Regions from separate parts of the Homo sapiens genome. Here region 2 is linked to region 1. A link is a loop called in an ENCODE intact Hi-C map of the cell type or tissue named here. Cell type or tissue: CD4-positive, alpha-beta T cell. All regions are shown on one strand. Links, peaks and the distances in the headings refer to the core of each region. The heading gives the core; the rest is flanking DNA. Region 1 overlaps PALM2AKAP2 (PALM2 and AKAP2 fusion). Region 2 has its middle 9.8 kb from the start of C9orf152.

What was found. Peaks named below come from ENCODE experiments on the same cell type or tissue, not always from the same donor. Only the 100,000 strongest peaks of a DNase experiment are listed, where the experiment ranks them.
Region 2: a loop joins it to region 1, with 3 times the contacts of the local background. A loop is called at or near these places in 3 of 110 quality-filtered maps.

The regions. Positions count from the first base shown.
Region 1 is chr9:110,055,316-110,071,390 of GRCh38, reverse strand. All of the region lies in intron 7 of PALM2AKAP2 (PALM2 and AKAP2 fusion), which reads right to left. Among named protein-coding and RNA genes, the nearest start is that of C9orf152, 140 kb to the left of the region's middle. RefSeq lists an enhancer at 1,052-2,251. In CD4-positive, alpha-beta T cell, for the core only: no CTCF peak of the experiment used is centred there; DNase peaks (open chromatin) are centred at 5,710 and 6,320.
Region 2 is chr9:110,209,930-110,226,004 of GRCh38, reverse strand. No RefSeq gene overlaps it. Among named protein-coding and RNA genes, the nearest start is that of C9orf152, 9.8 kb to the right of the region's middle. In CD4-positive, alpha-beta T cell, for the core only: CTCF peaks have their summits at 8,013 and 8,213 (motif pointing right); a DNase peak (open chromatin) is centred at 8,154.

The sequences.
Region 1 (16,075 bases), core at 2,963-10,962:
GTTAGTCATTTCCTTGGGAGAAGAAAATAACATTTGGGACCTCGCTAAAGCAACCATAAGAATTTTATTTGTATCCTCTATTACATCTCTAATAGTAACTATTTACTGAGTACCTATCAGACTCTCTAAATGTTGAGTTCAACTACATGAAATTTCTAATATTCGACCATTTGACCTATAAAAGTGGCAATTTCAGATGGGTTCTACCAATTCTTTTTTTTTTTTTTGAAACAGAGTCTCGCTCTGTTGCCCAGGCTGGAGTGCAGTGGCATGATCTGGGCTCCCTGCAGCCTCCGCCTCTCGAGTTCAAGCAATTCTCCTGCCTCAGCCTCCCACATAGCTGAGACTACAGGCACGTACCACCATGTCTGGCTAATTTTTGTATGTTTTTAGTAGAGGCGGGGTTTCACCACGTTGGCCAGGCTGGTCTTGAACTCCTGACTTCAAGTGATCCACCCACGTCAGCCTCCCAAAGTGCTGGGATTACAGGCATGAGCTACCACACCTGGCCTCTAATTTCTAATTCGAAACTTGCCGGATGGGTATTATTCCCAGTTACAGACGAAAAAAACAGAAATGCAAAGAGGAAGAGTAGCACGCCAAAGGTCATGAAGACATCAAAAGTGCCATGTTCTGACTGGGGTCGCATAGATCCCAAAGCCAAAGGTCAGGCTCCTCTCTCTATGGTACAGCATGGAGTCATCTGAGTTAGTTCAGGCAGCTAAACATGTATTAAGCAGAACACAGAGCTTCAATCATCCCAGTGAGCCTACTAAGTTTTAAAACAGATTTTCTGCCAATACCCAGCTTATCACAATTGACCAACTTATACTTTTCTCAGTCCTCTGGTCTGTAAAAATGAGAGGATCGACTGAAAGAATTGGTGAGGCTCTTTTTTCATTTTCTAAAATTTGAATAATCACAAATAAACAGAGATTTTAAAATTTAGTTTCTAAAACTTTTTAGTTTTTAAATTTACTTTTTAAAATTCTTTTTAAAATAGTCATTGTTCTTTGGAAACTACCCAAACAATATAAAATAGTTTAAAGTAGAAAGAGAAGATCTCCCCTCTCCCCTAATTTCAGTGGTCTGTCTGCATTTGGAATTTTGCCATATGCAAGCATGTGACCTTGAACCATTCCCGTAGCTTCTCTGAGACTGCATTTCTTTGAGTGCAGAATGGGACTGGACAATGTCAGCTCTGCTTCCTCTCAGGGGAAGATGAATGTATGAGAGTAGGTGAAAGTGTTTCCACTATGGGTTTTGTACTAGGTTGTCAGTACCGCTCTGCTAGGAGTCATGGTCACAAGCTTCCCTCTCTGGAGTTTTCCAGGATGCCCCTCCAGTGGGGATGGCCGCCAACCCTCTTCCTCTCCTGGGTCTCACGATTACTTAGCAAGCAGCCTCCCTCCATGAGTCAGGACAATAAGGGTTGGGCATCTTGAGCTAATCAAGTGACATTAGAAAAACGGAAATAGCCGCCTGATTATGATTTAACCGAAGTAAAAATTCTTATAAAACTATCTCTGAATCATGTTTGCATCACTGCTGATAAATCATACCAGGCGGAAGCCGGTGCATGTGACTGACCACGGGGACTCACTCTGTTGCAGCTCCACCTCCAGCTCACTTGTACCCCAAAGACACAGGTTCTGCAAAGCAGATGGGCCATGTGGAAGCTGTTGTTCCCTCAGCGCCTCCTGGTTCTCCTTCCTAGTCCTCATCCCAGGGTTTTAGAGTTAAGAATCCGATAAGCAAATGCACACGTCATTTAATCTCAGAGCTGACAGAGGCCCACAAGATCGTCTAGAAATTTACACCCCTGAACATGAACATGAAAACAGCTGAAGGTTCTGCCCCATCAAGAATATGGAAGGGTTTCAATTAACCACATTAACAAGCCACAAGAATGACATGGAGTGGCCTTAACATACTAAAAATGAACCTGTCTCATGATCAAAGGATATTTCTCTTCTGTTCCTGGGACAAACAAATGTTTTGAAGTCAACTAACAGGCATACACAAATGAAAATTAGTATCTGTAGTTTTCAAAACACTTTTTGCAGATCAACTCATTTGATGTTGAATGGTTGGGAGCAGAATTTATATTTATTGAAAACAGCATGCGCCAGCCATGTCGGACTTGTTACTGAACTTAATTCGTAACAGCAGCAGCTAATCATAGGTATTACTGGTCCTATTTTGCAGTTTACAAAACCAAGGTTTTGACAGGTGGAATAACTCAATGGGTTCATTGTGGCCTCCCTACCTCTACTGGGCTCTTTCCCCACAACCTCTTCTTCTTAGAGACCTTTGATCTTGGTGCATCTGTGAATTACACTGTGGCTTCAGAAAATAAAACATTTTGCAAATTAAGTCAAGGTAACACTGAAAAATGTCAGCTCCCTTCCTACACTAGGGTTTCATTTCTATACTGTAAGATCCTTCCATAGTGAACAGTCCCACATTCTCCCAATCAAGGGCTAATTATCTCTGGCACCTTGTTAACCCAGAGGTGTGGCAAACCAAGAAAGAAGTTCTCTTTTAAGAAAGTTCCAGGCTGGGTGTGGCAGCTCATGCCTATAATCCCAACACTTTGGGAGGCCAAGGCAGGAGGATCACTTGAGGCCAGGAGTTCGAGACCAGTCTGGGCAACAAGGCAAGACTCTCTCTCTACAAAATAATTTAAAAATTAGCCAGGCATGGTGGCGCACACCTGTGGTCTCAGCTACTCGGGAGGCTGAGGTGGGAGGATCGCTTGAGCCTGGGGGAGATGGAGGCTGCAGTGAGCTGTGATGGCACCACTACACTCCAGCCTGGGCAACAGAAGGAGACCCTGTCTCAAAAAAAAATTAAATTTTTTTTTTTTTTTAAAAAAGCTCCAATTTTGCCCTCAGTAGAGAAAACCTCAGACCCACCACTAGAGCAAACCTCAGACCCACCACTAGAGCAGAGATTCCTATATCATCTCATTATTTGCATGATATTAGCATGCTGTGTTACCAAATCCATTGTCATTCCCCTCAGCAACTACCACCACCCATACCCCTTATTTTCATGCTATTCAGTTGCCTCCTTAAAGGGAGAAGTACAGAAGCCTCATCAGGAAAACAGAAAAAGAACAGAAAAACAAAATCAGCCAAGTGAAATCTGCTGGAGACTTTGTCCTCCTTAATCCATCATGAAAGTTTACTTAACTAAGATACAAATCCCAAAAGGATTACACATTCCATGTTCTGTCATTCTATCTGCCCCAAGTTCTACTGATATTCAAAATTATCTTACCAAAAAAAAAAAAAAAAAGAGTTTGGAACATAAGCAAATACAACTCTAAACCCAATCTGGGAAATTCTTACTTGCTAAATGCTCACTTGCCTAAAAGCCACACAAATTGTATTTCAATCACTGCAGCCTCGTCATTATTCTTAAAAGATTTTGTCAAAATGAAAGCATCAAAATTTAAACAGACAAAATTAACCTCCAAGTTTCATGTTTGTTTTTAATGACAAATATAAAAATAAATTTTAAGGCAGCACAACTACCTTACCTACTTCAGCAGATTAAGCAATTGCCAACATAAAGGAAATTGTTGATCAGAAATTCCATTAGAAAGACAACACCAAAATTCAGTTTTAGCCAGCATTTTCAGGAAAATTTTCATTCATACTAGTAAACAGAAATACAAAGCAATATCCGAAAGAAAGTTGAGACCTTGATACTTTTTGTCTCTCACAATGTTTACAGCTTACAGCTCAGCAACAGCCAGGGTGGAGGAGGAAATTCCTCTGTTCACACCCACCTGCCATTGATGCCTTTTTTAAGAGGACTGTGCACAATGTATTTTAAAAAATCTATTGTTGGGTGAAGGAGACTCACATGTTTTCTTCTTCTGGCTAATAATGCATTCAATTGCCTTGAAGTCAATGAACTCCTGCGTGGGAAATACCAAGCAGCAGCCAAACAGGAATAGATTAAGTAATGCACCAACCAGACGATGTGTTTGAAACTTACATTCTAGAAGACCTTTCAATAGTAAAATACTTCATTCAGCAAACCTTTTCAATTTCACTTTATTTGTAACTTTACAAAGTTTTCTTAATTATCATTGTTAGAAAAATGAGAGTATTTCAATATTTGAGATTTAAATAATCTAAATATGAAGTCCTTAATTGAGAGATCAGCCATGATAGCACTGTTCTCCCAAGAGAATGTAACCTGGCATCCTACTCTCGGTAATCTGCCCAGAGTTGGAGAAAGCTAACTCCCTCCTCAGTTCGATAAAACAGACTAACGTTAGAATGACTAATAGTCATTCTCCTTCCTCATTCTCTATCTTCCCAGTGCAAAGAAAGCCAGGCCATATTTATTATTATCTATTATCTGATAAAACCAAATGAAGAGCTCTCTCTTTCCTTGATAATGAGTCTCTAGAACTGAATACTTCTTTGCTAAAACTATCATAATCTGAAAAGGAGGTAAAATAGGAAAGGCATAACAGGCATCATGAATACCTGCAAAAACTGCAGCAAACAGATACTAAAGAGTATCTGTGGTCATTAAAAAGACAAGAACAATATATTAAAAATAGCCAAAATGTTAGTGGGCAATATGTTATCTCCTTTATATTTTAGTACTGAGTTCTAACCGTGTGCCAGCCTGTTTCAATCTTTACCTACTTTTTTTTTTTTTTAAGAGACAATGTCTTGGTCTGTTCCCCAGGCTAGAGTGCAGTGTTGTGATCATAGCTCACTGCCACCTTAGAACTCCTGGGCTCAAGGGATCTTCCCACTTCAGCCTCCCAAGCAGCCAGGACTACAGGTGTGCACCACCATGACCAGCTAAGTTTTTAAATTGTTTTTAGAGACAAGGTCTCACTATGCTGCCCAGGCTGGTCTAGAACTTCTGGGTTCAAGTAATCCTCCTGCCTTAGCCTCCCAAAGTGCTGGGATTACAGGCATGAATCACCACGCCCATCTTTTACTTACATTTACTCACTTAATCCTCTCAACAACTCTATGAGGTAAGTACTATTATCTGCGTTTTACAGATGAGGAAACTAAAGCTTACAAAGGTTCAATAATTCACCCAAAGTGACAAGGACAGGAAGTCACAAAGCCAGGATTTCAGCTTGGGCTCCTTAACTCTGCTTTAAGTCCATACTCTCTCTAAGCCATCCTCTTCCAGAAACTCCACACCAGCCATTTTGCAAATCTACACCTACGCTCATAGGATACATCTTAAAGTGTTGTCTCATACAACTTTTGCACCATGATTTACTTTTTCATGTATCTGTTCTTTGCATCTTTGCTAGGGATAGTGAACTTCTCCAAAGTAGGGAACTGGGGAACTCTTTTGATGCCTGGAGGACCTCATAGATGGATTAACCTCTCAAAAACAAGGGCAAGACAAAAGGTGGAAGCAACCCAAGTATCGAATGAATGAATGGATATACAAAATGTGGCATATAAACACAATGGGACATTATTCAATTTTTTTAAAGGAAGGAAATTGTGACACATGCTATAACATGGATAAACATTGAGGACATTATGCTAAGTGAAATAAGCCAGTCACAGAAAGACAAATACGTGATTTCACTTATATGAGGTTACTAGAGTAGACAACTTCATAGAGACAGAAAGTAGAATGGTGGTTGCCAAGAGCTGGGGAAGAGGAAAGAAGGAAGGGATAGTTATTGCTTAATGCATACAGTTTCAGTTTTGCAAGTTGAAAGAGTTCTGTGAATGGATGGTGGGGACGGTTGCACAATAATGTGAATGTACTTAATACCACAAAACTGGACACTAAAAAATGGTTTAGAGGGTACATTTTACATTTTATGTCACACAATTAAAATGAAAAACAGGGCAGGCACGATGGCTCACACCTAAGACCCCACACTCTGGGACACCAAGGTGGGAGGATCGCTGGAGCTCAGGAGTTTGAGACCAGCCTGGACAACATGGTGTGACCCTGTCTACAGAAAATTTAAAAATTAGCCAGGCATTGTGGTGCACACCTGTGGTCCCAGCCTCTCAGGAGGCTGAGGTGGGAGTATCGCTTGGGCCCAGGAGATCAAGGTTGTAATAAGCCATGATTGCACCACTGCACTCTAGCCTGGTGACAGAGTGAGACCTTGTCTCTAAATAAATAATGATAAATAAATAAATAATAAATAACAGACAAAAAAGGACAACAACTAGAACAAATGTCTACAGAAATGTCTTAATGTCTACAGCCATGCCTCCATGGGGCTGTCAGGCTGCTGTCACGGAAGTGCAGGAAGCTGGCCCTCCACCAGAAAGTCATCCGGCTGGTGTGACACCAAAGCTTACTGATGGGGACAAGCCATTCAACGCTGTCACTGCTATGTTTCCACAGCCTTGCAACCTGCAGGTCACCCTCAGAACAAGCCCTTTCTGACAGCTGTGGAAGCAAGAGGAAACATCAAACTCCCAAGAAAGTATGTCTTTAAGACCTCAGCCTCTTCCTGTCTCATAGGCTGGTCCTGTGGAGGGCCCTGATATCTGGTGCGCAATGCCAGAAGACAAGTCCAGGCATCCATCATTTCCCTTATCACGGGGCCACCGAGGTCCCAAAAATAATGAATGAGGGGTCGTTTCCACCTTGGAAATGTGCCAAGTCCACATCAAATTGCAAAGGAAACAATACTGAGAAGTGTGACAGCTTGGGATTCCTGCGATGACAGAGGTGGGACAATGAAGGAACTGCCCCAGTTCCGGGGCCAGAGAGCTGCCGTGGCAGTAAGAAGCAGTTCAACCCCATATCCTTCTCTTCAAATCACAGTCCTGTGGCTTCTGCTGAGGACATACCACTAACTACACAGGCTTGAACTCCTGGCTTCAAGCAATCTTCGCATCTCAGCCTTCCAATGTTCTGGGATTACAGGCGTGAGCCATCGTTCCTGGACTCACTTGAGCCCTCAAACACTTTCTGAGCCAATTCACTGCTGGGTGCCTAGGACCCAATGTGTTCCAGACCGAGGCTGGGCTAGGAGGTCGGACAGGAGAGGCACTTCCGTCTTGGGAAGATGAGCATACACACTACTAGGGGATTCAAGCTGAATTTTCTCTTTGGCTTCCAAAAATCGCCTTCTATTAACATTTTTTCTATCATAATCAATGTCTTCGTTTACTTCCACTCCTTCCTCCTCCTCCTTAGGTAGGCAGCCAGGCTTTTAACTCCTTGCTTCCAGGATCTCATATCAAGGAGATAAGATTTTTCTAGAGTTTTGTAAACATCTAAGCCATCAACAAGATTTGCAAGGTGTTCTAGAAAAGCTCCTTACCCCCTCCACCCCTGGGTGTTTCACTTTGGTCCGTGGAAGCTCCTAAGGGAACTGGCAAGGCTTCAGAGAAGAGGGGCTCCAGGTTCCCAGACTTACCAAGGATTTCCCTGACCTGTCCCATGCCTGCATGAACTGGTAAAGAGCCTCAAATGGGATGAACTGTGTGCACCCCTACCCCAACCCTTGCTCCACTTCCTATGTTGAAGCCCTAACCCCCAATACTTCTGAGTGTGATGGTATTTGGATACAGGGTCTTTAAAGAGGTAATTAAATTAAAATGAAGTCTTTAGAGTGGATGAGTCTAATATGACTGGTGTTCTTACAGAAGAGGAAATTTGAGCCAAGCGTGGTGGCTCACGCCTGTAATCCCAGCAGTTTGGGAGGCTAACGTGGGTGGATCACTTGAGGTCAGGAGTTTAAGACCAGCCTGGCCAACGTGGTGAAATTTTGTCTCTACTAAAAATACAAAAAAAAATTAGCTGGGCGTGGTGGTGGGCACCTGTAATCCCAGCTACTTGGGAGGCTGAGGCAGGAGAATCACTTGAACCTGGGAGGCAGAGTTTGCAGTGAGCTGAGATCGTGCCATTGCACTCCAGCCTGGGTGACAAGAGTGAAACTCTGTCTCAAAAAAAAAAAAAAAAATAGAAATTTGGACACAGATACATACACAGAGGAGAGACCATGTGAAGACACTGGGAGAAGACACCCATCTACAAGCCAAGACCTAGAACAGAACCTCTCCTCACAGCCCTCAGAAGCAACCAACCCTGCAAACACCTGGATCTTGGTCTTCTAGCCTCTGTCAATGGAAGAAAATGACAAGACAAATCTCAATCATTTTAGATTTATTTGCCAAAGTTAAGAACATGCCTGGGAGACAGATGTATGCCTTTCTCCAGAGATGATTTTGAGGATTCCAAATTTAAAGGAGAAAAGGTGGGATATTGAGAAGCACACAGTTTTCACATAAACAAAAGGGGCAGAGGAAAAAATGTGGAGAATCTGCATTTTACATAAGATAGCACAGACAAAATGGGGTAGGGGAACAATCAGATATGCTTTTGAGTCTGGCAGGGCCTGGGTGACTGCGCCTGTATAAGATAAACTATCAATTTGCATTGCCATGGTGAAGTTTTAACAGCTCACCAGGAATTTCCCTGTGGGCAAAATATAGGGAAGGCAGGTATTTTTTCATCTTGTAGCCATCTTATTTAGGAACCAAAGAGGGGAGGCAGGTTTGCGTGACCCAGTTCTCAGCTTGACTTTTCCCTTTGGCTAAATGAGTTTGGGGTCCCAAAATTTAACTTCCTTTTACAACTATATGAGAAAATAGATTTCTGTTGTTTAAACTACCCAGGCTGTGGTACTTTGCTATGGCAGCCTTAGCAAACTAATATAACACATGTGCTAGAAATCACTGTTGAAACCATTGTAGATAGGTGTTGGATGGACCACTTCCCACAACCTAGCACATTCTAAAACCTTAGGTCCTGCAGGTAATCCTAGGGTGGGTGTGTCTAAAAATAATGGGGTACATTTTCTTATAGTTGGACAGATTGAAGGCTTGGAGATAAAATTAATTTACATAAGTTTTAAAATGCTATTTTTTATGTGGTACATATACACCATGGAATACTATGCAGCCATAAAAAGGAATGAGATCATGTACTTTGCAGAGACATGAATGGAGCTCAAAGCCATTATCCTCAGCAAACTAATGCAGCAACAGAAAACCAAACACCACATGTTCTCACTTACAAGTGAGAGCTGAACAATGAGTATACATGGACACAGGGAAGGGAACAACACACACTGGGGCCTCTTGGAGGGGGTGGGGAGGGAGAGCATCAGGATAACTAGCTAATGCATGTAGGGCTTAATATGTAGGTGATGGGTTGATAGGTGCAGCAAAGCACCATGGCACACGTTTACCTATGTAACAAACCTGTAGGTCCTGCACATGTATCCTGGAACTTAAAATAAAATTTTTTTAATGCTATTTTTTTGTAAGCCTTTGTTTATGGACTGAGATTTATACCCCCAACCATAGTAAAAGGAGACAACAAGCTTAGTTTGTATTAAGCACTAAGAAGGCAGCATAGTAAAAACAGGAATGATTAAGAGACTGTCTCTAACCACTAGCCTATAGGGATTCCAAGCTTGGCTTTGCCACTAGCTGTGTACCCTTGCCCTAAACCCTTGTGTCTGTTTCTTCATCTGTAACAAAAAATTATAATAATATTTGTCTGGCATGTTGGCTTATGCCTATAATCCCAGCACTTTGGGAGGCCGAGGCAGGCAGATTACTGGAGCTCAAGAGTTCGAGACCAGCCTGGCCAACATGGTGAAACCCCATCTATACTAAAAATACAAAAATTAGCCAGGCGTGGTGGTGTGTACCTGTTGTACACATATATATATGTACACACACACATATATATATAAATAAATATATATATTTTATATATATATATAAAATAATGGTATCTCTATCAAAGGTTGTTACGGGGGTTAAATATGACAATCCACATATGACACTGGAAATAGGGCCTGACTTTCAGTCAACATTCATTATCAAGAAGCAGCTTAAACTCACTTTTATAACAGAGTATCTGTGCTTATGGAAGGTTAAACTCACTGAAAACACATAAAAATGTATAGTTTTTTTCAAAGTTAAGTTACACCCTTCTGAACAAAACTTGATCACAATGCATGCATGAAAATGGGCCCATGTTAAAGGTTCAAGGTTTTATTAAATTGTACCCATACATTGTATTATGTCTTCCTCCACTCTGTCCTTGGTTTGGATGCATTCTTCATAAAGCTGCAGTAATTGTTAATTTGTATTTGTTCAAGTATTTGCAAGTCAGTTGTACAATGATTCTTGTTAGCATATTTTCAGGCGGACTTTGAAAAGCATAACTTGTGGCAAAGAGGGTTTAGTGGATCTTGCAAGAGGTGACACACATTATCATGCCCAAGAGGACCCTTGTGGAGTTCATGAGACGTGACAAGGTACTTTAGAAGGTGTGGGCTGGGAGAGGAGGTTACCTTAACGGGACAAAGGTCTCTAAGGAAGAAGACATACAGGCAGAGATTGCCTTCAAAATTAAGGAACTGCAAAGTCAGGGAAATAGACCTTCAGACAGCTTACAAGTAGCTTAACTTGTAAGCTTAACTTAATATTTAGAGTAAAAACTCCTGCTGTAATCCCAGCACTTTGGGAGGCTGAGGCGGGTGGATCACAAGGTCAGTAGATGGAGACCATCCTGGCCAACATGGCGAAATCCCGTCTCTACCAAAAATACAAAAATTAGCTAGCCCTGGTGGCATGTACCTGTAGTCTCAGCTACTCGGGAGGCTGAGGCAGGAGAATGGCTTGAACCCAGGAGGCGGAGGTTGCAGTGAGCCGAGATCGCGCCACTGCACTCCAGCCTGGGCAACAGAGTGAGATTCCATCTAAAACAAACAAACAAACAAAAACTCCTGGACCTGTTGACCCTCTTTCCTCATGAGAGTGATGGAGACAGCAGCTGTCTCAGCACCAGTTGTCACCCAGCACAGTAACAATGCAAGGGGAAAAAAATAGGGCCTGTGGGCCTGACCTTGACCAATTCATCTCACTTTTCCATCTTCAAAATGGAATTAAAAACTATCCAAGGACCCCAAAGAGTAGTTGTCAGGCTAAAATAAAATTACCTGGCCCATCCCAGCACTTTGGGAGGCCAAGGTGGGCAGATCACTTGAGGTCAGGAGTTCGAGACCAGCCTGGCCAACATGGTGAATATTAGAAATACAAAAATTTGCCGGATGTTGTGGTGCGCACCTGTTGTCTCAGCTACTTGGGAGGCCAAGCCAACAGAATCGCTTAAACACAGGAGGCGGAGGTTGCAGTGAGCCGAAATCGCACCATTGCATTCCAGCCTGGGCAACACAGCAAGACTCATCTAAAACAAAAACAAAAACAAAAACAAAAACAAAAACAAAATACCTGGCCCCACAGAGGGCATTCAATCACAAATTACAATAATAAAAAGCCTAGTAGACCATCTTGCAGACACCCTGATCTCTGATTTTCTTCCTCTCATTTATGTACCTTTAAGACTGATATATTTTAAAAATTGTTTCTAATATTGATTCTCAAATACTTTTCTCAAGACAATTACTGTACTAAAAATCGATGACCAGGTGCCAAATCTTCCCTTTCTGAGCATAACTGATAATCCTCCATAGACACTGCTCTCATGATCTCCACCCCCTAGTCATTCCCCATAGCTCCCTATTTTTCTAATGCAGAGCCCTCTGGAGCAGATCAGATGGTAAGGTGGAAAAACACAGGCTTCCCACTCCTGGGAAGACACATTCCACTCTGGCCAGAAGCCTAGCACTCTGGCTTCTTCTGCCCTAGTCTCTGAGTCCAAAGGCCAGGCTTGAATGTTCTGCAGCTGGCCGGTCACTGCCCCCACCTCCTTTCACATCCACAGCCCCACATTTCCTTTGCAAAGGAGAATGAAAGTTATAAAAAGATGATGCATAGAAATTGCAAAAAGATTTTATTTTTCTTGGAATGCCTTGGTCTTAAATCCAGTTTGGGTTCCAAAACTTGTCTAGAATAACCTATTTCAAGGATAATGTCCATGAAAAAGTAGTAGAAAATGACTATTCTAGTACCAACAACTAAAGAAAGCAGGAGGACATAATAGAACAACAACAAAAACACCAACTCTGTTTTAGAATTCTGTACTTCGAGAAAGAGCAAGTTAATTTAAGAGTAAAAACAAGACAGCAGACATTTCTGGCAACTCTCAAAGGGACTCTCACAACTGGATGAATGACAGGAGCTCTTTATTGGATATAATTTCACTTCAAAACATTTTCCATCGGCTGGGCGCGGTGGCTCACACCTGTAATCCCAGCACTTTGGGAGGCCGAGGCAGACGGATCACTTGAGGTCAGGAGTTTGAGACCAGCCTGGCAAACATGGTGAAACCCTGTCTCTACCCAAAATACAAAAATTACGTGGGCGTGGTGGCACATGCCTGTAATCCCTGCTACTAGGGAGGCTGAGGCAGCAGAATCGCTTGAACCCAGGGGGCGGAGGTTGCAGTGAGCCGAGATTGCACCACTGCACTCCAGCAGGGCAACAGAGTAAGACTCCATCTCAAAAAAAAAAAAAAAAAAAACCAAAAAACTTTCCATCAGTATACAATAAGCATACTCATTTTACTTCCCAGTATTGATACAGGTTGCTGTTCAGCTCAGAAAAGGAAGAAAGAGAAGAAAAAAAGGGAGAGAGACAGGGGAGGGAGGACAGATCTTTTCAGATGTTCTGGGCCAGGATCTAAAGAGAATGGGAAGGAAGGAGGGAGAGAGGATATGTGTCCACCAGTGGAAGTGGCTACAGTGTCGTGGCATTGAAGGAGTTGAGTAAGAAACAGTGAGGTGTGGATCCACGCAGGCAGGGAGGAAAAGATGGTAGAAACAGCGCTTTGGTTCCCTTTACCAATTATTCATTATTTGCGTTCCTCCCCCAGCCTCCAGGTGGCACAACTGACCCAGCATATCCTGCTTGAGAACGGAAAGGTAGGACAAAGGCCAGGGCAAGTCTTAGGAATAAAATGAAGAAACAGAAGGCACTGTTGCCAGGCAGGATTGGGAATGGGAGGGAATGTTGCCTTGTAGCACCCTCAATGGTGGGTACTCAGTACATGCTTAGAAACTTTTCCACTGCATCCCTGATATTATTGTTTGAGAGTCTGACACTCTCAAAACTCTAATGGAAATCTTTCATGCTTCAGTTTAAGCTCTTTTTCTCTTTTCAAGTCCCAATAAAAATATTCCCATTTGCATAGCACACTGCAATTTGTATCAACTCCTTTAAGATCTACTTCCTAGAGATTTGCATACATCTGAGGCTACGAAACATATCTACAGGATGTGAATTCTACATCTAGACAATTAGACCAGGGTTTTTCAACATTGGCACCATTGATATTTTGTGCAGGATAATTCTTTGTTGGTGGAAGGGGGTGTCCTGTGTGTTATAGAGCGTTTAGCTGCATCCCTGGTCTCTACCCATCAGATTCTAGTAGCACCCTTCCTCCCTCACTGAGATAGACCAATGTTTCGGGTCCAGTCCATGGATTCAAGTCCTGAGTCTTGGCCAGGATGCATAGTTGTAATTGTCAGACTTTCCTCCTCTAAGCAGAGCTTCCTCACACAGTAACATGCTCAGGACTCATTAGGGATTTTGCTAAAATGCAGATTCTGATTAAGTAGGTCTGGGATGGGGCTCAGGATACTCTAGTTTTAACACGCTCCTGGATGACAGGAATGCTGCAGGTCCCCAGACCACACTTGGAGTAGCAAGCCCCTACAGCACTGGTTTAGTAAGAAAAGGAGAGGGCTGGGCGTGGTGGCTCACACCTGTAATCCCAGCACTTTGGGAGGCCGAGGCAGGCGGATCATGAGGTCAGGAGATGGAGACCACCCTGGCTAACACAGTGAAACCCCGTCTCTACTAAAAATACAAGAAATTAGCCGGGCGTGGTGGCACGCGCCTGTAGACACAGCTACTCAGGAAGTTGAGGCAGGAAAATCGCTTGAACCGGGGAGGCAGAGGTTGCAGTGAGCTGAGATGGCGCCACTGCACTCCAGCATGGCAGAGCGAGTCTCTGTTGCAAAAAAAAAAACAAAAAAACAAAAAAAAAAAAAACAGAGAAGGAGCTGGGTAGGAAAACTGACCTGACATTATGTAGCTGTGGGACCCCTGGATGGTTATGTGACTTCCAAATGTCTCAGTATCTCCATTTGAAAAATGCTGGTGACTATAAAGATTAAGTAAAATAGTGTAGGTAGGAGTTCAAGGTTGCAGTAAGCTATGATCACACCACTGCACTCCATCTGGGTGACACGGAGAGACCCTGTCTCTAAAAAAGTGGAGGTAAAGCAACCAACTTACCAGCCGACACTCAAGAAATATTAATTCCCTCCCACTTAGCTCCTCCTACCATCCTGCCTGGGAACCGCAAGGACAAGGCGTCCCTGGGAATTACAGGGAATTCCCTAGAAGGTAAAACTTAGTTCCTCTATGAATGGTGAGTGGAAAGGGAACGATCTCTTCTCTTTTCATTCCTCTATCTCAACACCCTCTACGCCACTCACACTATAACACCTGTCATCCTTTGGAGGCTATAGATGGTTTTGATAATGAAACATACCATAAAAATAATACTTAAAATGATATACACATTGTGATTCCATTCAAAAGCAATGCCTCCCACTCTTGAGTCCATCTCTGCCCTGCATTTAACACTGATCTGAACTATTCTTTGAAGGAAAAATGATTCCAAACAGGAATCATCAAGTGCTTTGGATATGATCTAAGTTTCCAAATACAGTCTGTTCATTTTTTCCCCCAAAATGAATAAATTCTGCTCATCTGTAATGTGTCTGAGGAAAATTCTTGCTAACCTTTGCAAGTATAAAATGTTCTGATGCAAAATACTAATAGGCCAAGCTAAAATATGGCTTTAGAATCACACAGCACATGGCACATGGACTCCACCTTGATTTTAATTCACGCACACAGAGTGCCTTTCAATTAGGGTTGAAAAGTACTTGAATTTTCTGGAATATTAACTAAGATTTATTCCTTTGGGAAAGTCATTCCTCCAACCCACCCAAATAAAAATGGCTAAACAATGATGTCTTTCTCCATTTGTAGGCGGTATCAAAAAACTTATGGGAGGCACCACTCCAGACAAAGTAAGATGCTATATTATCCCACCATGGGAATGACATCACGGTAATGTAAGCTGACGCAGTCAGCTGCACTGGGAGGCGGGCTGAAAACGGTCAGTTAACCACTGCCAGGAAAATGTGGTTTGGCCTTCCTCACACCTTCTACACACACCTCACCAGGTGGGAGCTCAGGAGGACTCTGGATGAGCTATGCATTAAGGCTGAAGTCAGGCAACTGTTGGGCGGGAAGAGGGGCAAATGAGGGTCCCTCCCTGCCCCCTACTGGGTGACGGCATGGCACCTTTCATGGGTCTGCAGGACCAGTCTCAGCTACTGAAAAAGTCTAGCTCAGTCCTAGCCCCACAGGTTTCCCACAAACGCCCTGGAAAGAGCCATGGAGTTTGGATAGGATGGCCACCTGAGGAATCCTCTCTCTTGCTGGAACTTGCTGTGGTATGGTGGCAGTTACATATGCACACTCTTCTAACTCATAAAAGACTAAAAACTAAAGAGTCCTGACAAAATTATCTTCGAAACCCTACACTCAACCAACCCAGGGCACTCCAGGCACAGTGGGGAAACTTCTAGTTCAGCCCTTTCTGACAACCCTGGAAAAACTGCCCTAGCATCACTGTTTATCCATACTCTGCACAATGAGAATCCTTTCCAGGGTCCCTGCTAGGGTCTGAATGTTTGTGTCTCCCTAAAATTCATATTTTGAAGACTAATTCCCAATACAATGGAATGAGGAGGTGGGTCCTCTGGGAGGTGATTAGGTCGTAAGCGTAGAACACTAATGAATAGGAGTAGTGCCCTTGCCTTTTCACCAAAAGAGGCCCCTTCCCCAGGCGTGGTGGCTCATGCCTGTAATCCCAACATTTTGGGATTGCCCAAGGTGGGCAGATCACCTGAGGTCAGGAATTTGAGACCAGCCTGGACAACATGTGAAACCTCACCTCTACTAAAAATACAAAAATTAGCCGGGCACAGTGGCACACGCCTGTAATCCCAGCTACTCAGGAG
Region 2 (16,075 bases), core at 4,574-12,573, 150 kb before region 1:
TAGTCCATTCTCATACTGCTATAAAGAACTACCTGAGACTGGGTAATTTATGAAGAAAAGAAGTTTAATTGACTCACAGTTCTGCAGGTTTAACAGGAAGCAAGGCTTGGAGGCCCCAGGAAACTTACAATCCTGGTGGAAGGTGAAGGGGAAGCAAGCACCTTCTTTACATGGTGGCAGGAAAGAGAGAGAAGGAGAGTGAGGAGGGGAAGTGCCACACACTTTTAAGCCATCAGATATTGTGAAAACTCACTCACTATCATGAGAACAGCATGGGGGAAATCCACCCCCAAGATCCAATCACCTCTTACCAGGTCCCTCCCTCAACACTGGGAATTATAATTCAACAGGAGATTTGGGTGGGGACACAGAGCCAAAGTAAAAGTGAGATAGAAAAGAGAATTATTCATATCAAATACATAATTCAGAAGGAACAAATGTAACTCTGGGCTGCACCTTGCAAGATAGAGAAAATTATATCCATGAAATCAGCAAACTGGTCAAAAAGTTAGAACTTCTGGAGTGTCACTAGGTTTGTTGGATAATGATTCTGGAAACTGATCCTACTCCTTTTGACAGCATGAGATTCTTTGCGGCAAAACAAAATGTGCTTCAAATTAATCATTATGATTTTTCCTCAGATAATCATAACAGAAAATTTGCTATTTCATCTGTATTAGTCCCTTTTCACACTGCTATAAAGAAATACCTGAGACTGGGTAATTTTTAAAGGAAAGAGGTTGAATTGACTCACAGTTTTGCATGGCTGGGAAGGCCTCAGGAAACTTACAATCATGGTGGAAGGCAAGAAGCAGGCACCTTCCTCACAAGGCAGCAGGAGGGAGTGAGAGCAAGCAGGGGAAATGGCTGATGCTTATAAAACCATCAGATCTGATGAGAACTCACTCACTATCACGAGAACAGCATGGTGGGGGGGATCCACCTCCATGATCCAATCACGTCCCTCCCTGTACACGTGGGGATTACAAGTCCCTCCCCTGACACGGGGGGATGACAATTTGAGATGCGATTTGGGTGGGGGCACAGAGCCAAACCACATCATTATCTAACACTAGTTCTTCTAAAAAGAGGGTATTAAGCATTACTTTTTATTCTGTTATTTTGACATCTAGGGTCTTACTGACTGTTGGGAGACTGGCCCTCCACAGGCTAGCCAGCCAATTCCTAGGGAGAGTAAAGGACTCGTCTGTGAGCTGTCTTTCATATGCTAACCTACTGATCCAGAGCCCGTATCCCACATCCTGCTCTTACACTCAAGGCCACTATCCACCTACCCTGGTCACCCCAGAGCCAGGTACCAGGCAACTAGGGACAGCCCCTATACCCCTAGAGACCACTGAAATTATTCAAACTAGCCAATTCTAAACCTGCTTACCCTGCCTCATCTGTTCCTTCCTGTAGAAACCACAGTACAGGCTCTTGCATATGTTTTCTCCTCACTCCTTTTGCTTCTTGACCAACCCTGGTGCTTACCTGTGTGGCATGTCCTCTTGTATTAGTCTGTTCTCAAGCTGCTAATAAAGACATACCTGAGACTGGGTCATTTATAAGGAAAGAAGTTTAATGGACTCACAGTTCCACATGTCTGGGGAAACCTCACAATCATGGCGGAAGATGAAGGAAGAGCAAAGGGAAGGCTTACATGGTGGCAGGCAAAGAGGGCTTGTGCAGGAGAACTCCCATTTATAAAACCATCAGATCTCGTGAGACTTATTCACCACTATGAGAACAGCATGGGAAAGACTCACCCCCATGATTCAATTACCTCCTACTGGGTCCATCCCACGACACATGGGAATTATGGGAGCTACAATTCAAGATGAGATTTGGGTAGGGACACAGCCAAACCATATCACCTCTCTTCTTGGAACTGTGAATAACAAACTGTCTTTTCAATGGCAGTCATCTCCTGATCTGTTGGCCTTAGCATACCTGAAGAATAAAACCTACATTTTAAAGCGCAGAGAAAGACCCTGTAGAAACTGGCTTTTATATTCTAAGTCCAAGGAAAAGCATTTTTGTATTCCCATTATGTGTCTGACAAACCTAGTTTTCAGGATTATCTTTGGCCAAGGTGTGTATTGATGACTAACTAAACTAGATTCTGCACTAGAATTTAGTAATCTAGATTCTTCATTAAAGGAATATGAAACATCACATGTGCATAAAAAGGAAGCACATATGCAATTACTAAAACTGGCGGGAAAAGGTGAGTAGGTTAGTCAACAGTTAACAATTGATGATATTGAAAAATAGTAAGTCAATACTGGCTAGGAATATTGGCTTAAATTGCTTGAAAAACAACAGTATTAAGCCAAGAATTTTTGTGTCCTCTTTAAGCAATCTTTGCTTAACTGACTGCACAATGTCTAAAGAAAACAATGGAAAGTACTATAAATGCTTTTGAAATTTGGTGCTAGAATGGCCAAATAGATAAAAACAGGGAGGCAAATGATTATTATCTCAGATGGATAATATTGATAATAATGATTGTAATATGAAAATATTACTATCATTCTTTACCTATAAATTCAAAATAGAATTTATAGGTAAAAAATTCAAAGTAAAATTTATAGGTAGAAAAATGATTGTAATATTTTCAAAAAAGAAATTTATATTTGGTTCAATTTGATCATCAGAGACAAATGTTATTTCAACTAACAGTTATTATATGTATTGTTGAACTACCAGAAAAAGAAAACAAGAAATTTGATGTGAATATTTTATTCATTTTATACCTTTTGTAAAAAGCATAGCTATTGTCTTTAGTGATATGGGGAGTTGAGCACCTTTCCATATGCTTATTGGCCTCTTTTTTGAAGTACTTGCTTGTTTTCTGACAATTTCTGTATTCGATGTCTATTTCTTTCTTTTTTGTTTTTTTTTTTTTTTTTAGAGATGGGGTCTCACTGTGTGGCCCAGGCTGGTCCCACACTCCTGGGCTCAAGCAGTCCTCCTGCTCAGCCTCCCAAAGTGCTGAGATTACAGGTGTAAGCCACCATGCCCAGCCTAGATGCCTATTTTTTATTAATTAGTTCTTTATATATTCTAGGTACAAATCCATTGACTGACTTTTTATATCTACTCAGTGCCTTGCATTTTTAGTCTTAGTATCTGTGATGAGAAATTCAGAATTTTAAACTGTTAATGTAGTCCATTTTAATCAATCATATCCTTTATCATTGGTAGCTTTTCTGTCCCATTTAAACCATCTTTTCCTTCCCTGAATAAACAAAAATATTCTATGATTTCTTCTAGAAGATGTATTGTCTTTTTAGATGGGGACTTACAATTTATTTAGAATTGAGTTTTGTGTATGATGTGAGGTAGGGGTCAAGATGTGGATATCCATTAGGCTATCTGTTTATTGAAAAGGTCATCTCAGCTAGGCATGGTGAGTCATGTCTGTAATCCCAGGCAGTTGGATCACTTGAGTCCAGGAGTTCAAGACCAGCCTGGGCAATGTAGTGAGACCCCATCTCAAAAAAAGAAAAAGAAAAGGTCATCTCTTCCTTCCTCATTGCTCTGAAGTGCCACCTTTGTCATAAACATATTATGCTGGTTTATTTCAAGGGAGTTTTCTGATTTGATATAAATGGGTACATGGCATGAAATTGACTTCTCTTTGATTTAGATTCCCCTCTCCTTGGGCCTCCATGTGAATTCAATACAGGAGTTGTTTGGGGGTTTAATTATTGTCACTAGATCATCAGAGAGTGTATTCACGTAGTATATCAATTAGCTTTCAAGGTAAAGTACAAATTCTAATTTCTGGATGGATCAGAACTTTCTTCCAACTCTTACCTCACGCCTTTTTCCTTCTGCAGACTGCAGTTATAAAGATGTCGGGAGTGTTCTAGTTGGTTATCTGTCTTCCATGTTCACAAACTTCCTACAGGCCCAAATTGCTTATCTTTTTGTCACAGTTTTATTGATATCTTCTTTTTCCTTTGACCATTCAAAAGAATACCCACTCCCTCAGGAGGGCTGAGCTAAAGCTGGGGACACCGGAGCTAAATAAAGACACATAAAAGACTTATTCCTAAGGCTAGGCATGGTGGCTCATGCCTGTAATAATCTCAGCACTTTGGGAGTCCCAGATGGAAGGATTGCTTAAGGCCAGGAGTCCAAGACCAGCCTGGGTTAAATGGTGACACCCCCTATCTCTACAAAAAAAAAAGTTTTTAAAAAAATAGCCAGACATGGTGGTGCATCCCTATAGTCCCAGAAACTCTGTAGGCTGAGGTGGGAGGATCGCTTGAGCCCAGGAGTACAAAGTTATAATAAACTGTGATAGTGCCAATGCACTCTAGCCTGGGCAATGGAGCCAGACCCCATTAAAAAAATTAATAAATAAAGACATTCCTTAGTGATTTTCCAGTGAGGAAGTGGGGAGGCCATCCAGGTCTGTCTCTATCCAGAGAACCCAGCAGTTGAGGACAAATTAAAACTTCCATGAGGCTCAACGTCCAGCAAACATCTAACTTAATTCCACTTCTCAAAGTTCCTTTAGTTCTTGGGCTTACCACATCTCCAAATCCACCAAAAGACAAACATAGCCAATTAGAATATCAGAAAGGGCCAAATTAAATGCCGAAACCCAAGAGGGAAAGTATGCCAAACTGAACAACTTTTACCTGTCTAGTTCAAGTTGGGTAATTTCTAGAAGTCCAGGAGTCATTAACGAAACCTCTTGGGACCCAAAATTTATTCTCCAAAAGACACAGATGCAGCTGAAATCGTTGATAAAAACCAAAACGGAAACTAGTAGGACTTTTTAATTTCTCTGAAGTGTAGTGCACACATGTAGATTTGTGCACAAATTAACATGCTCTTCAGATGCGTCCAGTGTAGGTGAGCAACAGAGCAGAGGCCCACACTGGGATAATAGCCTAGGCAGAAGCTCACAGCCTGAGTAACAAGGCAGGGCAAATTTACAGTTCAGATAGCTATGGGTAAAGTCCAGGTTGAAAATCTGTGAAACTGGATTCACTACTCTTTTCTGAATCTGTGTGACAAGTTCAAAGTTCAAGGAGCAGTGCAGAGGGTACACATCTACCTATGTGACGACAGGGCAGAGAACTCAGAGCCGGGAATCTAGGAAGATGGAGACTGAAAGCAGAGCCCTTCCCCCCTCCCACTACTTCTCCAGTATAAATGCATTTCTGCAAACAGACCAGCCAGGACCATGAACAGAAAAAAAAGTTTCTCTGGGCCGGGAGCAGTGGCTCACGCCTGTGATCCCAGCACTTTGGGAGGCCGAGGTGGGTGGATCACGAGGTCAGGAGTTCGAGACAAGCCTGGCCAGCATGCTGAAACCCTGCCTCTACTAAAAATACAAAAATTAGCTGCGCATAGTGGTGCGCACCTGTAATCCCAGCTACTCGGGAGGTTGAGGCAGGAGAATCGCTTGAATCCGGGAGGCAGAGGTTGCAGTGGCCGAGATCGTGCCACTGCACTCCAGCCTGGGTGACAAAGCAAGACTCTGTCTCAAAAAAAAAGAAGAAAGGAAAAAAGAAAAAAAAAAAGGAAAAAAAAGTTTCTCTGAAAGTAGGTAGCTTGACAAGCAACCGTTTAAATAGCTCAGTGGTTCTTGACCTTGGCTGCACCCTGGCAAGTTTTGAAACAGGGTCTCACTCTGTTGCCCAGGCTGAAGTGCAGTGATGCGATCTCGGCTTACTGCAACCTCTGCCTCCCAGGCTCAAGTGATTCTCCCACCTCAGCCTCTCAAGTGTCTGGGATCTCAGATGTGCGCCACCACACCCAGCTAATTTTTTGTGGTTTTTATAGAAGCAGGGTTTCATTCACCATGTTGCCCAGGTTGGTCTCAAACTCCTGAGTTCAAGTGATCCTCCTGCCTCAGCCTCTCAAAGTCCTGGGATTACAGGCATGAACCACTGTACCCTGCACCTCTGGCAAGTTTTAAAAGTACTGATGCCTGGGCTCCACCTGCTCCTGTGATTTGGATTCAATTGGTGTGGGATGAAGCCCCAGTGTAAGTAATTTTTTTAAGTTATCCAAGTGATTCTTAACGTGCGGTCTGGGTTGAGAGCACCCGAATTTAATTTAAGCGACTTTGGACAGCAGTCATCCGACCACAGCTTAAACAGAGAACAGTCCCCAAGAGTGTGGGGCCAAACTGCTGGGAAAGACTTTTCAATGATTAGATTCAGGGTGAGTTGATTAAAGGAATACTCGAAGATTATGCAGCAAAAGATCAAGTTGTACCTAGGTGTTCACTTATTTTAAAGCTTGTACAAAACATTATCTGACAACTTGACTAAAGTTGTTTAACCTAGTAATTTTTTTAAAGAGGGTTTTGTTATAATAAAATGTGGGGAGAACATCTCATGACTCCAATAAACTCAGGCTTCAATACCATGGGATATGAGGTATGGGGTAGTGGAATAAACATGAGCTTTGAGAACAGAACAAAGTAGGTATAAAACCTGTGCTGCCAGTTTTTAGCTGCAGGACCTGAGGTGGCTCACTGAAGCTTTCTGAGCCTGGAGTACTTCATCTGTAAGATGGGGATGATAATACCTGTTTTTTAGGAAGCTTGTGAGGATGAAATGGGATGGCGTATTTAAAGCATGTTTGTTGGTTAGACTCTTTGATGTCAGAGCCACCTGGGTTAATTTGGGTTTATGGTGAAGATGCTCAGGGAAGGTAACAGTCATGAGCCCTAGCTGGAATTCCTTGGGGCTACTGTACTGTCTTTGGGATGGGAGGCAGTCCTGGCCACCCCCACATCAGGCATCATTCATTCTGGTGTTCTATCATAATCATGGTTCATATACTTTCCATGTCTTTTCTTTGACTGTGGATGAAGGGTCTCTTCCCTGTTTTATTTTGGAAGTCCAATTAGCTGGACCTGCTACCCTCCTGTATAGGAGCCCTGCTTACTACAGCTTCCACCCCAGGCCACTTCACAGGCTTCTGGCTGACCCTAGATGGCTGCTCAGGGAGAGTGGTGAGGTCACATGGCACCGAGCTTGCATGGGGAGCCTTTGTGCTTCCCAGAAGGGGAGTCGATGGCAGGCAAATGTCTGGTCTGGCCTGTGGTTCTGTTCTGCGTGTTCCAGCCCTTAGGAGCTCACTAAATAGCAGCTGGGCCAGGCGCAGTGGCTCACATCTGTAGTCCCAGCACTTTTGGAGGCTGAGGCCAGAGGATTGCTTAGGGCCAGGAATTTGAGACCAGCATGGGAAACAGCTCAAGTGATCCACCTACCTAGGTCTCTCAAAGTGCTGGGATTATAGGCATGAGCCACCATGCCCAGGTGGCTGTTATAGTACATTGTGTTTTATCATTGGTAAAACTGTTTTTAAATTTTGTAATATCTTTTCTTAGGTATTTTAGATGAAATATTAAGTTTGGTTGTTCCATAGCATTCCTTCAATATCTTTTATATGATATCTATTGGGGAATAGAGAAGCCTCATCTCTATTAAAAAATAAAATTAGGCCTGGCATGTTGGCTCACGCCTGTAATCCCAGCACTTTGGGAGGCCAAGGCAGGTGGATCACGAGGTCAGGAGTTCAAGACCAGTCTGGTCAACATGGTGAAACCCCGTCTCTACTAAAAATACATAAATTAGCAGGGTGCAGTGGTGGGCGCCTGTAGTCCCAGCTACTCAGGAGGCTGAGGCAGAAGAATCACTTGAACCCAGGAAGTGGAGGTTGCAGTGAGCCGAGATCTTGCCACTACACTCTAGCCTGGGTGACAGAGCGAGACTCCGTCTCAAAAAAATTAAATTAAATTTAATTTAAATTAAAAAGAAAAAAAAAAGACCAGTTGTGGTGGCTCATGCCTGTAATCCCAGCACTTTGGAAGGCCAAGGTGGGCGGATCATTTGAGGCCAGGAGTTCGAGACGAGCCTGGCCAACATGGTGAAACCTGGTCTCTACTAGAAATACAAAAATTGGCCCGGCGTGGTGACACACACCTGTAATCCCAGCTACTCGGGAGGCTGAGACACAATAATCGCTTGAACCCGGGAGGTGGAGGCTGCAGTGAGCCAAGGTCGCACCACTGCGCTCCAGCCAGGGCAACAGAACGAAACTCTGTCCGTCTCAAACAAGGACAACAAAAAAGCAGCTGAAATGTCAAAAACCCTTTTTTTGTCTGGCTATGACTCAAAGTCCCCACTAGAGGGCAGGAAACTTACATTTAAGATGGATTTTATGTTCTAAAGGTTAATAAACTGGATAAATGATAATGATTATTGAAATCATAGTCATAGGTAACAATTGTCGCACACTTTCTAAGATCCAGGCACTCCTCTAAGCACTTTATATGCATTATAGTATTTAAGTTATTTACTGTATTCTCTTTACCTACTTCTTACCATAAATTGTAGCCATGCAATTATCAGTTAACTTGCTCTTCACTTCTGTCCCCACCACTGGACTGGAAGTTCCATGAGGATAGTGTCTGTTTTATTCACTATTCTATACTTAGTACTGTGTCTGGAATATTGTAGTGGCTGAATAAGTACTTGTTGAATGAATAAAAGAATCCTGACTTCAAAACCAAAAGATGGGGGCTGTTTTTTTTTATTTGTTTATTTTTTAGTTTCTGGGACAGGGTCTAACTCTGTCTCCCAGGCTGAAGGGCAGTGGCACAGTCATGGCTCACTGCAGCCTCAGCCTCCTGAGCTCAAGCGATCCTCCCAAGCAGCTGAGACTATAGGTGCACACCACCATGTCCGACTAATTTTTGTATTTTTTGTAGAGAGGGGTTTTGCCATGTTGCATAGGTTGCTCTTAAACTCCTGGGCTCAAGTGATCCACCTACCTCGGTCTCTCAAAGTGCTGGGATTATAGGCATGAGCCACCACGCCCAGGTGGCTGTTATAGTACATTGTGTTTTGTCATTGGTAAAACTGTTTTTAAATTTTGTAATATCTGTTCTTAGGTATTTTAGATGAATTATTAAATTTGATTGTCCCATAGTGTTCCTTCAATATCTTTTATAGGATATCTATTGGGGAAATCTCTGTTCTTTTGTAGAAAATTGACAGGCATTGTCAAACTAAAATAAATAAGGACCTCCTTATAGATTAAGAGCTAATTTATTATCTTGGTAATGGGTATTGTAATTATCCGGAGGAATTTGTGGATTTATATTCAACAAACGCTGACCTCATGCCAGACACTGTTCTAAAGACTGCATCCTTACAAAGTTTCTATTATTAGGTCCATTTTACGGATGAGGAAACTGAGGCACAGAGATAGTAAGGAACTTGCCCAATATATCACAAGTAGTAAATTGAACAGCTGGAATTCAAACTCAGGTATTCTGGCTGCGAACTCCAAATACATAATTGCTATGCTGCCTCTAAATTTCACTTAATGATTTTATACAATTATTACAAAAAGCAACAGCTTCATTGGTAATGATTCTGATAGGACACAGAAAAATAAATCTGGGAGAACTTCTGTGCATTTTTTCTAATTGACTTTCAATCCATTTGAAATAATAGGGATGGGAAAAGAATTACAAATAGGTCAGAAGCTGTTGTTTCCTGTCCAAATCTTGTTTCTAGCCAGGGAGTTATTTTGCCAGCACATGATGAAAAATTATAAACTGTAATCCCCTTTCTAAAAGACCAAACACACTAACCAACTAACACACAAAAGCCAGCCTGCTATAGGGCAGAGCTCTTGGAATATCAACAGAAAAGCCAAAACATACAATGCAAAAATCTTTCAGTATCATCAAAATGCAACACAATTTCAGCCAAGTAAGTTTTGCAATAAAAATAACATACAACAATCATATGACCCAGTAATTCCATTCCTGAGTATATACTCCAAAGAATAGAAAATAGGTATTTAAACAAAAACTTAGCATGAGTATTCATATCAGCACAATTCACAATAGCCAAAAGGTGGAAACAACTCAAATGTCTATCAGTGAATGAATAGATAAACAATAAAAGATATATCCACACAATGGAGTATTGTTCAATCATAAGAAAGAGTGAAGTGTTGATATATGCTACAACATAGAATGAACCTTGAAAACATGATGAGTGAAAGAAAACAGAACAAAAAGTCACACACTGTATGATTCCACTTATTTGAAATATCCAGAGTAGTCAAATGTTTAAAGGAAGAAAGCAGAGTGATTGCCAGTGGCTGGGAACAGAGGGAAGGGAGAATGACTTCTTTTTTTTTGAGTCTCACTCTTTCACCCAGTCTGGAGTGCAGTGTCTCCATCTCGGCTCACTGCAACCTCCGCCTCCCAGGTTCAAGAGATTCTTGTGCCTCAGTAATCCCAGTAGCTGGTATTACAGGCGTGCACCACCATACTCTGCTAATTTTTGTGTTTTCAGTAGAGACGGGGTGTCTCCATGTTACTCAGGCTGGTCTCGAACTCCTGACCTCAGGTGGTCCACCTGCCTCAGCCTCCCAAAATGCTGGGATTACAGGCATGAGCCACCGCTGAGAATGACTTCTTAATGGATATGAGGTTTCTCTTTGGGGTGATGAAAATGTTTTAGAAGTAGATAGAGGTGGTGATTGTACAACATTGTGAATGTACTAAATGCTGCTGAACTGTTTATGTTAAATGGTTAAAATGGTGAGTTTTCTATAGTGTGAGTTTTACCCCACATAAATAAAAAGCTCAACCTACAACCAATTTTAAAATAAAACTTACCTATGTTTTAAGACTATAAAATATTCCATTTTTATGTACAATGACAACCTACAAAGATTTCTGCATCCTTTTGGTTAAAATGTAACCAATCACCAAGTGCTATCATTTGTTTCTTTTGCCTTGTGTATTTGCTAAGTGGATAGCAAAGATCAAAGAACTTTCAGAAGAGATATAGAAATACAGCCAGATACAGCTAAGATCTCTTTGAACATGATAATAATTGAGTGTGCTGAGCTGTGTCCCAAAGGTCTATAGAATAATAAATGCAAAAGATATCTTGGGTGAAAAGAGTCTGAATTATGCAGCATAACTTTTTTAAACATTCCCTCTATTTTCTTGAGTCTTGCTATTGCTTGGTGATTTAGGAATTAGGATGGGTGGCTGTACTGTGGATTGCTTATTTCGATATCCATTTAAATCTTTTATCTTACAAAGGCTGGGGAGCTTTTAAAAGCTACATTTCCCAGATTTCCTTGCAGTTAGGATTCTGGACATGCTTTGGGTTGAGCAATCAGCTGTGCTTTCCTAAGATTCTATGGGCAAAGAGGCAGGATGCAGGCGCCCATTTTGTAGGTGTGGTTCATGGCCCAGGTGGTGTGGTTTGGGGGCAAAGAGCTGTCCTAGAAGTTTCCTAATTTGGCAGGTGGTTTTCCTGTTCAGCAGCTTCAGCAGCAGTGGTAGTATACTCATACATAATCAGAAATATTCCAGTTATCTGTTGCTGTGTAATGAACCATCCCCAAACTTAGTGACTTAAAACAAAATTTATTATTACTTCTCATGGTCTAAGCATAAACTGGGCTCAAGTAGGTAAGCTTCCCTTGGGCTCTCTTATGACGTTACATTCAGATGTGCACCGGGCTACAGTTATTTGATGGCTCAACTGGGCTGGATGTCCTGGGGTCTCACTCTCTGGCAGTTGAAGCCAGCTATTGGCTGGGAATTCACCAGAATTTGGTGGCTGACGCACCTACCGTGACACACCTCACTGTGTTGTTCAGGCTGCCCATGACGTGGTGTCCAGGCTCAGAGGAGGCACATCCCAACAGTCAGCATTCCAAACAGCAGGAATCAGAAGCTGCCAGAAGCCGCAGTTAGGGCTACACCAGGAACAGACACAGAGTCATTTCTACCACATTCTGTTAGCCAAATGATACCACTCAACCAACTCACACTTAAGAAAGTGATACAGGCTCCACCTCTTGATGAGGGAATGGCAAGCTCAGTTGCCAAAGGGTATATGAGATGAAAGATAGTGTTTATCCATCTTTGGAAAAACTACAAGGGTAGAGGAAGAGTGGTCTGGAGGCCTAATGTTGCTCTTCCTGCTCTGCTAATAATTTTACCAGCACCAATTCCCCATGTGAAATCTCTTTCTGCTTAAATTAGCCAGACTGGGATCTGTTGACTACACCTGGATCCTGATCAAGGCTGGAGGTGGGACTTTACTGTCCCCAGGCAAATAGCATTCCAATATATTACTCTGTATGTAACTGGCATAGAGCAGTGACGCTCCGGAGAGGAAAAGCATTTGGAGTTGGAAAGTCCCTTGCTGAGTTTCAAGTTTCCCATCTGGAAAATGGGGATGATAATAATAATAATTTGGCATCTACTTTATAGAGTTAAACAGATTAAATGAGTCAACACATGCGCAATATTGTCACGTGCCTAGCACCTGGAAGGCAATGCTTGATGAAGTCCGTTTTGCTTGTTTGCTCAGCTCAAGCCGGCTCCCTCTCTTTGGTAATCGCTCTATCTGCAGGCACAGTGAAGTTAAGTAACTGGCCCAAAGGCATACTGCTAAGAGAGGACATCTTAGGCCGGGTGTGGTGGCTCACGCCTGTAATCCCAGCACTTAGGCCGAGGCAGGTGGATCACCTGAGGTCAGGAGTTCAAGACCAGCCTGGCCAACATAGTGAAACCCCATCTCTACTAAAAATACAAAAATTAGCCGGGTGTGGTGCCACGCAACTGTAGTCCCAGCTATTGAGGAGGCTGAGGCAGGAGAATCGTTTGAACCCAGAAGGCTGAGCTTGCAGTGAGCTGAGATCACGCCACTTCACTCCAGGCTGGGTGACAGAGCAAGACTCCAGTCACTTAACTAACCCAAAGGCACACTTGACTCTAGAGAGCAAGGGGAGAGTAGCTAAGAATAGGGAAGATAAGACGCAAACCCGCATAGTCTAGCTTCATAGTTCATGCTCTCAATCCTTACACTGTACCACTTTTTAAAGCTGAGAACTGAAGGTGTTTACAAGTTAGCTAGGGGACATGTGGTTGCTGCCAAGGATGGAAATATAATGAAGATACGGTTGAGGTGAAAGTAAGTAAAGGAGTGTTCTAGAAGACAAAGAACAGCACATACCAAAGCTCCAAGGAGGAAAAGACATTGGTGGAATTCAAGAAATTCCTTCAGAGAAGGCTAAAGCGGTGAGAATGCTTTTCTCCCCTCTTTCACATCATGGCACACCTAGAAAATGACACTATTTGTATAGATCACTGGAATAAATGCAGAAGCTGTTTGTGGCTGGAGACACCCGGCCCAGGAGTTGTGGGTCTCAGTCATAGGCATATCTGGAACCCACTTATAGGAAATCTTGTCTAGAAAGTAGAGAGCAAGGGGAAAGTTGACACAGAGACTGGAAAGGTGAGACAGACCCAAGACAGGCACAACCCCCTGGGCCATAAGAAGGATTTGAATGCGAGTTTGAGTGTATTGGGAGGCCACTGGAGGATTTAACTGGGAGAGAAGCCATGAGATCCAATTTGCTTTGTGTCTTTTGGAGAACACTAACTGCTGTGAGGTCAAAGGATCAATGGATGAGAGGACAGGTGTGGAAGTGGGAGGGAGGGGACAGGTAAGAGGCTGTTGCAGTAGTCTTGGAAAAAGAAATGAGGACAGCATAGGCTAGGTGGATGACAGTGGAGGTGGAAAGAAATACATGGATTTCAGGTATCTTTTTTTTTTTTTTGCAATTTCTTCCTCCTAGTTCAAGTGATTCTCCAGCCTCAGCCTCCCAGTGGCTGGGATTACAGGTGCCTGCCACCACGTCTGGCTAATTTTTTGTATTTTTAGTAGAGACTGGGTTTCACCATGTTGGTCAGACTGGTCTTGAACTCCTGACTCAGATGATCCACTCACCTTGGCCTTCCAAAGTGCTGGGATAACTGGTGTGAGCCACCGCACCTGGCCGGATTTCAGGTATCTTTTAGAGCTTGTATCTCCCAGGCCTAGAGATGGTTTGGGTGTAAAAGGTGAAGGAGAAAGGATAGTAATGTTTCTTCTCTCACAGTGTTCTCATGAGAAATTAAATTTAATTTTGTCCAGGTTCCTCAAAAAAGCTAAACATAGAATTATTATATAGTCCAGCTTTTCCAAAAGAATTCACAGCAGGAATGCAAACACACACTTGTATATCAATGTTCATAGCAGCACTATTCCCAATAGCCAAAAGGTGGAAACAACCCAAATCTCCATCAACAGATGAATGGGTAAACAAACTGTGGCCTGTCCATACAATGGAATATTATTCAGCCATAAAAAGGAACGAAGTTCTGATGAATGTTTACAACATGAATGGGCCTTGACAACATGTTAAGTGAAATAAGCCAGTCCAATATATTACAAATATTGTATGATTCCACTTAGGTTGGGTACTAAAGTCATAGGGACAGGAAGTATAGTAGAGGTTGCCAGGGATGTAGGGAAGTGGGGAGCATTATTTAATGGGTACAGAGTTTCTGTTTGCGATGATGGATACGCTGGAAATAATGGTGATTGTTGCAGGGCACTGTGAATGGATGCAATGCCACTGAACTGTACACTGAAAAATTGTTAAAATAGTCAATTTCATTTACACAAATATTACCATAATGAAAAAATTGATCATTTACATAGAGTGATTAGCACATATCTGACCCACTGCAGTTTTAGATCAATGGTTATAACTATTGTTTTCATATGTCTAGCCTAGCCTCTCTTTTTTCAGAGAGGAATCTCCCTTACTCTTAAGGCTGAGAGCTTTGAATTTTTTAGTCTGTCTGCCCTGAAGCACTTCTTGACATCCTGAGTCCTTCTTCGTCATACTTGGCTCTCCTGTGGACACTGTCATTCATACACCTGCAAATCACAGTCCACTCCATAGGACAAGGTCCCCTCCTCATTGGAACCAGAGAGAAGAGAGCACAGGGAAGCCTCCATCCCTTGCAATCTTGCCCTCTTGATTCTCTAAGGCTAGATCACTAGGCTTCAGGGATGGGATAATCTCAGAGCGAACTTATTATAGGGGAGAGGAAAAGTGAAAGAACAGGGTAACTCAAGTTTTCCTGGAGTCTCCAGTGGAAAGAACTCCAAACTGAAGTTCTTCACAAGAACAGGATCCACCACTCCTGTCCTGCCCCCACTGTATACTGGGCTGACCCAGCCTGCTGCTCTCAAGCCAGCTCCCTAAGGGATTCCTTCTTCAAGTCTCTGAGTCTCTACCCACCAATGACTGGTCTTTGTATGGACAGGGTTATTGTCTGAGTCATTCTCTCTGGAGTGGTACCCCAGTTGTGAGTGATACCTGTTGCCACTCAAGTCTCACAGAATAGCTGGATCCCCTGGACAGGAGTGGACCTGGAGCCTCTGGTCTAAGTTATTTTACTGGAAGCTCCAGGGAGGGCTGTAGGGATGCTGGTTCCGGTAATGAACTAACCTGCTACATTAAGCACAGTCTTATCTCTCAACCAGAATGGGACATTTCATGTTCCATACAGTTTACATATATACAGAAAAACAAAATATTCCCTAGAATCACAAGACATCTTATTCCTACTCCAGCGTCTCCAGCCCTGAACAACTTTGAAGCTTATTTCCAGTTCCTCTGAAGGATATACCTGGATAATGAAAGTCACCCATTTAGTGGCAGCCACCCAGAACAAACTCCAGGCTTGATCATCTTTTTTCATTTATTTCTGAAGACTCCCTGGGATGAGATAGAGTTGCCAGTTTTTTCTTATACTATTGTTATTGTTATCACAGACCAAGGAAAGGAAAGTTTATTCAGTAAGTGCTATTGAAACAACTGGTCAATTATTTGGAGGAAAAAACCCCTAGATCCTTGCCTTATACCTAACACAACACCAAAATAAATTTCAAATGGATTAAAGATTTGAGTTTTAAAAGAAAGAGGAACTATATGAACTAAAAGAAGGAATTTAAGCTCCTAAAAGGCATTCAATCAGCAGTAGACAGCCTCAATTTACTTCTCATCAAAATATCCACAAACGCACCCATATAGAAAAAGACAAAAACTGTTAATACTAAAAGATGAAGGCTGACAAGTAAATGCGAAAATATAGTAGAAATTTCTACTGCCATTATTTCTCTCCTCCTCTTCTCTTCTC